Linked DNA regions of Homo sapiens: region 1 is linked to region 2. A link is a contact called in ENCODE Hi-C or POLR2A ChIA-PET data. All regions are on one chromosome and are shown on one strand. Each heading gives the region's core, a stretch centred on a gene start or an enhancer-like site at or near the end of the contact. The rest is flanking DNA. Distances are from core to core; before and after follow the strand shown. Region 1 overlaps LOC124902740 (a long non-coding RNA gene). Region 2 overlaps TMEM123 (transmembrane protein 123).

Region 1 (2,894 bases), core at 310-2,809, 44 kb before region 2:
TCTCATGAATTATCAGCTTCTTGGTAGCCTTTTAAAGAAAGGGTTAATAAAATAGTTTACAACTTGTTAAAAGAGCTATAGAAAATTATATTAAGTTCTTATATAAACTCTTTGTATGATACTTAAATTTTTTAGGTCAAACATAAACTGAATCTCAGTAAAAATTATAAGACAGAGGCAATTCAGCTTAAACCATAAGTGGTCCATGTCATACATCTTTTATCTCCTATAGAGAGAAAAATAAACTTAAGACTAATTTTTTAGAACAAGAAAGGATAACCCATTTGCATCCCTATTTATCACTTCCTTTCACTGTGTTCACTTTTTTCAGGAAAAAGTAAACCAAATCAAGTAGAAAATGTCAAATTTTTAGTGAAGACATTTAAACACTTCAAAAGGGTGAGCAGTTACATTCCTTTTAAAGAATTCTATCTTAATATTGATGAGAGAATAGTTAAAAAAGGATCATAAGGCCTCCTTTGCATGTAATATGTATAACGTATAGTGAGACAATTTGTAAATAATCTAGTGAAAAACTGGTTTTACTAATCTGTTTCCCTAAAATAAATCTGCCTATTTGTAATTGAGAACTTCCTGGAAAATGAACAATAAACACATAAAAGTTTTACTTTTATGTGCATTACAAACTTCGGCTGTCAACAATTTGCACAAATTATTTTGGGAAGAATCTTCTTATATACTCTTCCCTCTGAAAGACTGGTAATTTAAAATAGGAAAATGCACAATCATACAGTGTTAGAATTGCATTAGAGAGTCACATAGAGACCACTCTAGATTTTTTTTTTTTTTTTTGAGATGGAGTCTCACTCTTGTGGCCCAGGCTGGAGTGCAGTGGTGCAATCTCGGCTCACTGCAACCTCCGCCTCCTGGGTTCAAGCAATTCTCCTGCCTCAGCCTCCCGAGTAGCTGGGATTACAGGCATGCGCCACCATGCCCGGCTAATTTTTGTGGTTTTAGTAGGGATAGGGTTTCACCATGTTGGCCAGGCTGGTCTCGAACTCCTGACCTCAGATGATCCACCCGCTTCGGCCTCCCAGTGTGTTAGGATTACAGGCATGAGCCACTGCAGCTGGCCCACTCTAGATTTTTATCTTGAGAATTGCAGATAACCCTATTGGGTCAGTTTTCTTACACTGTAATCATCCTCACTTTTGATACTTCCATCTACTTCAGTGGTTTTCAAAGTGTGGTCTGGTAGCATAGACAACACCTGAGGACTGGTTAGAAATGCAAATTTTCAAGTCTCACATTAGACCTACTGAATCAGAAACTCTGGCGGAGGGGGCAGCCCCCATATTTTCATAGGTCTGCCAGGAGATTCTGATGCATGTCAAAGTTTGAGGATCAATGCTAGTCCTCTATAGCAATCCACCACATTTTGTTCCTTTATCCTTCCAAAGTTTTTACCCTTACAGGAACTATATCACCCCATAGAGATAAGAAAGGAAAAAGCAGCCCCTGACAACTGAAAGCTGGCCTGGCACTCATATTTAGGCCTTGGTGTGGAACATAAACAGTTTCACTGAACATTAACGTCAGACCAGAGCACTCTGTGATCATGACAAAAACAAGAGCACTCCATCACGATGTCTGAACAGAAAAACAAACATGTCCAAACCACAAAAATAACCAAAATATCCCCCATCCTAGCTAATATGAGAGGATCTTGCCTCTGCCAATTAAAGTTTTAGACTCAGTTTATTCCTGCCCCCTTCAATAAGATTTGTTAAAATACCCAGTCATAAAATTGCCTCTACTCCCTTGATAGCAACCAATCCTGGCAAAGCTCCACTTCTCAGTATCACCTAATACAAGCCCAAATCCTAAAATAAGCCTTTCTCACTCGCTTCTACTAAGATGTCCCAGGATGTGCAATCTGCCTTGCTATAAACGTAACCACCTAATGGGCTTGTTACAGTAGGTAACTAGTCAGACATGAGCAGGGCAGCAGAGGACCCCCCACCCCCAACACCACCGGGAATATCAGGCAACCATCAGGTGATGGTCAGGTGGTTGTTAACCATCTCTCTAAAATGATAATTGGTCACAGCCAGTGCCAGGGGAAAGGCAGTTCCCCAATAGGTAGAAAAAAATCTGAAACTGGTGATCAGCAACTTTCCAATAAGATCTTAGGAACTGAGCAAATGGGTCCAAGCATGTGAACTAAGAGGCAAAATGGTGGAGCTTAACTGCTATAGGACCTTCCTCTAGGAACACTCTACTGGTAAGGGAAGAACGACTTAAGTGAGCATGCGTGCAACTCCAGTAAACACACTGTGTATGCAGCCTCTCCCAAGCACTGGCAGGGCACTGCGCATGTGGAGAGCACGCCCCAAGGTAAGAATCAGGGCAGAAGTAATGCAAGGCCCTGGAAGTATGCCAACATATAAAAGCAAGTCAAAAGGTCAAACCCTGCACTTGATCTTGAAACCGCCTTTGCAAAATTATGACTGAGCCAGTGAAAGAGATCTAACTTAACAGACTCCATCTTGCTTCTAACCTCCAAACCGTCCTTGTTCATTCCTGGGCATGGACTGAACTAACTATGAGAGAAACTTAGTTTATAGTTTATAGTTTAAACAAAGACAGTAACAGCCCTTTCCTAAAGCGGACCTCCTTCTTGCCTGGGGACTAGACTGCCTTTGTAGGACTAATATTAGCCACAAGATTATAAATTATGGTTTAGGAGTCATGCAGCTGGAGGCTACAACATTCTGACCCTCCCTAAACTGCTCCTAAGATCCGTGCTTGAGATGTTTTGCAGACCCTGCACTTGATGGATCAGCTGGCACCACCCAGATCAATAAACTGGCTCATCTGATCTTGTGGTCCCCACCCAGGAATGGACTTAGTACAAGAAGATGGCTTCGACT
Region 2 (3,072 bases), core at 350-2,849:
TTCCAAACTTTCCCACATCTTTTTGTCTTCTGAGCCCTCCAAGTCTCTAGGAAGTTCCAAACTTTCCCACATTTCCCTGTCTTCTTCTAAGTCCTCCAAACTGTTTAAACCTCTGCCTGTTAACCAGTGCCAAAGTCGCTTCCACATTTTCAGCTATCCTTAGAGTAGCACCCCACTCCCAGTACCAATGTACTAGATTAATCTGTTCTTACACTGCTTTGAAGAAATACCCAAGATGGATTAATTTATAAAGAAAAGAGGTTTAATTGACTCAGTTCCACATGGCTAGGGAAGGCTTCAGGAAACTCACAATCATGGCAGAAGGCGCCTCTTCACAGGGTGGCAGGAGAGAGAAAGTGCCAGCAGGGAGATGCCAGACGCTTAAAAAACCATCAGATCTCCTGAGAACTCACTCACTATCATGGGAACAGCATGGGGGAAACTGCCCCCATGATTCAGTTACCTACCACCGGGTCACTGCCATGACACATGGGGATTACAATTCAAGATGAGATTTGGGTGGGGACACAGCCAGCCCATATCACCAAGTTGTAGAATCAACCTAACTGTTTATCAGCAGATGAATGGATAAAGCACATGTGATACATATACACACAATGGAATACTATTCAGCTTTAAAAAAGCAAATGTGCAAATTCTGTCATTTGAGACAACATGGATGGAACTGCAGAGAGTAGAATGGTGGTTCCCAGAAGCTGCAGGGTGGGGAAAAAGGGGAGATGATGGTTAAAGGATACAGAGCCTCAGAGAAGAGGAAAACTTTCTTTTTTCTAGTTCTATTGCACAGCATAGTGAATATAGTTTATCGTGTATGGTACCTTCCAAAATCGCTGAGTAAAATTTCAATGTTCTCACCACAAAAATAAGTATTTGAGGTGATGGATATGTTAATTAGCATGATTAAATTATTCTACATGTATTCATAAATCATAACATCACTTTATACCTATAAATTTATACAGCTGTAATTTGTCAGTTTACAAAGATAAGTATGTGAGGTAATGCCTATATTTATTTAGCGATTCCACATTGTGTACATATATCAAAATATCATGTTGTACACCATAAATACAGTTTTTTTTTAAGTATCCCACCGACTATTTTTAGTTTTTCTTTTTTAATCCAATGACATAAGCACAGTTTCCTAAAATGGGAACTGACCCTCTCCTACAAAACATTTCATTATGGTTATATCTTCATGACATGAAAACAACTAGTTGAAAAGTGATGACTTTTTTAGTCTATTACCTGACTGTTCAGTAAGAATTGGTTTGACTACTTTTTTCACCCCACATTGAATTTGGTTCACTAGTTTAGTGGTCCCTCCCCCATGTCATCCCCACCCAGTATGTGTATTATGTTGTATTTTGGGGAAGATACAAAGAGAAAAATTGCTTTGCTGTTAATTGAATTTGGGCAAGCTACTTAATCTCTGCCTTCTCACTTCCTGCTATGAAATAGAGCTGATTATAGAAAGATGGCTGTCTCATGCGGCTAAGAGAGTATAGCCATCTCATGGGTTAAATGAGGTAACATGTAAAGCACCTGGCACAAAACCAGGACCTAAATAAACGTGTTTTTCCTAGCTCTGTGGCCACACTTACCTTTTTGGTTCCTCCTTTCTCTGCCCTCTCTGCCATGAGACCTTTGCATGTTCTGTTCTCACTACCTGAAGAGCTCTTCCTTTCATCTTTGCCTTTTTCTGGCTACCAGTTACCCTTTCAGCCTTTAGATTGCTCAAGCTTGTTTCCTCAGGTCCAGTCCTAGACCTCTAGGCTTATAACTGGGATACCAGCCTTCAGAGGAGTTTGTGGTTTACTGGCTTATAGTAATGTAATGTGATGCTTCATCTCACTCTGCCTCCCCAACTAGAAAGTCAGCTCCTTCAGGGGGAAGGCTGATTTTACTCACCACCACCTTCCCAGCACCCAGTGCTGTTTTTGTTGAAACAGTAAAGGATATGCGAATGCTATGGGAGGAGTAAACCAGTTTTTGAGTTTTTTGCTTGCTATACCAGCCTTAGTTGTGAGATGGAGCCCCTTGGTCAAAACAAATCACCACCTGCACTCTGGTCTTCTCACTTAACAGGGGAGAATTGCCACAGTTGTCTTCTGTGGTCCCGGGCAACTCTGTTCTTTGCCTCTTTGTTTCCATAAAGATGAAGCCCATCCAGAAAAGGTACTCATGCTGGCTGGGAGAGGTGGCATGGGGAAGGGGATGGACAGAGCAATTTGGAAGATCAGAGAGGCCTCTGCCCCTACGAAGGGCCATGCTTGCCACCAGTCTTCCTGCTGTGTGGTGCTCCCATCGCACAGGCTGCTTCTGGAGATGCTCGGGTTGTTCAGGCCCTGTGGCTTTTGGCAAGGCAGGAGCATCTGTGCTTCTGCTGACATAAAAGAGGGTAATAAAAGTGACACAGGAAAGCGGTGTTGTGAGGCTTTAGTGATGGTGGAGCAGTGTTGCTGAAGTCCCTCAGGGAGTTTGGATTTGATTGCAGTGAGTCTGGCTACATCTGAAGCCTATAATAGTTTACAGTACAAGATGCTATGTATAAGATGTCAAACATTTGCTTGGTAGAATGCTATGATTGTCAGGAGTTTACTTTTGCACTGAAAATAGTCTTGTTGGTTTGGTGTAAGTAGAGTCACATTGCAGCACACACACAGGCATTCATGCTTTTATGTTTGTTAATTGTAAGGAAATGTTTTCTCAAGGCAAGAGTCAAAGGTTAGCAGAGTGCCAAAGACCTTCTCAAAGAGGAAAGTCTCATTTTAGAAACTTCATTTTGTACGCCAAAACTTGCCTTTCAGTAGTCTCATGTAATGTTTTTGCTGACATGAGTTGAAAAGTGCATTCTGTTGTAAAGGAGGAAAAAAACTGAAGAGGAACCGTAAGCGTGATTATGAAGAAGAGAAAAGAGCAGGAAGAAAGTAGACATCATCCCAGATTTAAATTTCATATTGTTAAAATCATTTGGTTGCAAGCAGTAGAAATTTTCTATAACTAACTTAGATAAACAAGGACTTGTTGGACACCTGCTGTCCAACATTC

The links. A loop is a pair of places that touch in the nucleus more often than their neighbours do. ChIA-PET counts read pairs that join two places held with the same protein, here RNA polymerase II (POLR2A). Pooled maps may share reads with other maps.
Region 1: a loop to region 2 is called in a map of OCI-LY7, with 5 times the contacts of the local background. The contact joins two enhancer-like sites. A Hi-C loop is called at or near these places in 4 of 168 maps with a recorded cell type or tissue (B cell, OCI-LY7, endothelial cell of hepatic sinusoid and 1 more), 23 of 37 single-sample maps with no recorded cell type and 10 of 50 pooled maps. POLR2A ChIA-PET finds 5 or more read pairs at or near these places in 9 of 52 experiments (B cell, GM10248, H1 and 6 more).

What each region holds. Positions count from the first base shown.
Region 1 is chr11:102,473,161-102,476,054 of GRCh38, reverse strand. The region is part of intron 1 of LOC124902740 (a long non-coding RNA gene); the gene reads right to left. The region is part of intron 1 of LOC102723838 (a long non-coding RNA gene); the gene reads right to left. Among named protein-coding and RNA genes, the nearest start is that of TMEM123-DT, 22 kb to the right of the region's middle. Within about 2 kb of position 1,559, at least 3 of the 41 ENCODE cell types and tissues checked have a DNase peak (open chromatin) inside an H3K27ac peak, as active enhancers do; they include B cell and OCI-LY7, where a contact is called at or near this core.
Region 2 is chr11:102,429,203-102,432,274 of GRCh38, reverse strand. All of the region lies in intron 2 of TMEM123 (transmembrane protein 123), which reads left to right. Among named protein-coding and RNA genes, the nearest start is that of TMEM123, 22 kb to the left of the region's middle. RefSeq lists enhancers at 2,226-2,375, 2,456-2,515. Within about 2 kb of position 1,599, at least 6 of the 41 ENCODE cell types and tissues checked have a DNase peak (open chromatin) inside an H3K27ac peak, as active enhancers do; they include B cell and OCI-LY7, where a contact is called at or near this core.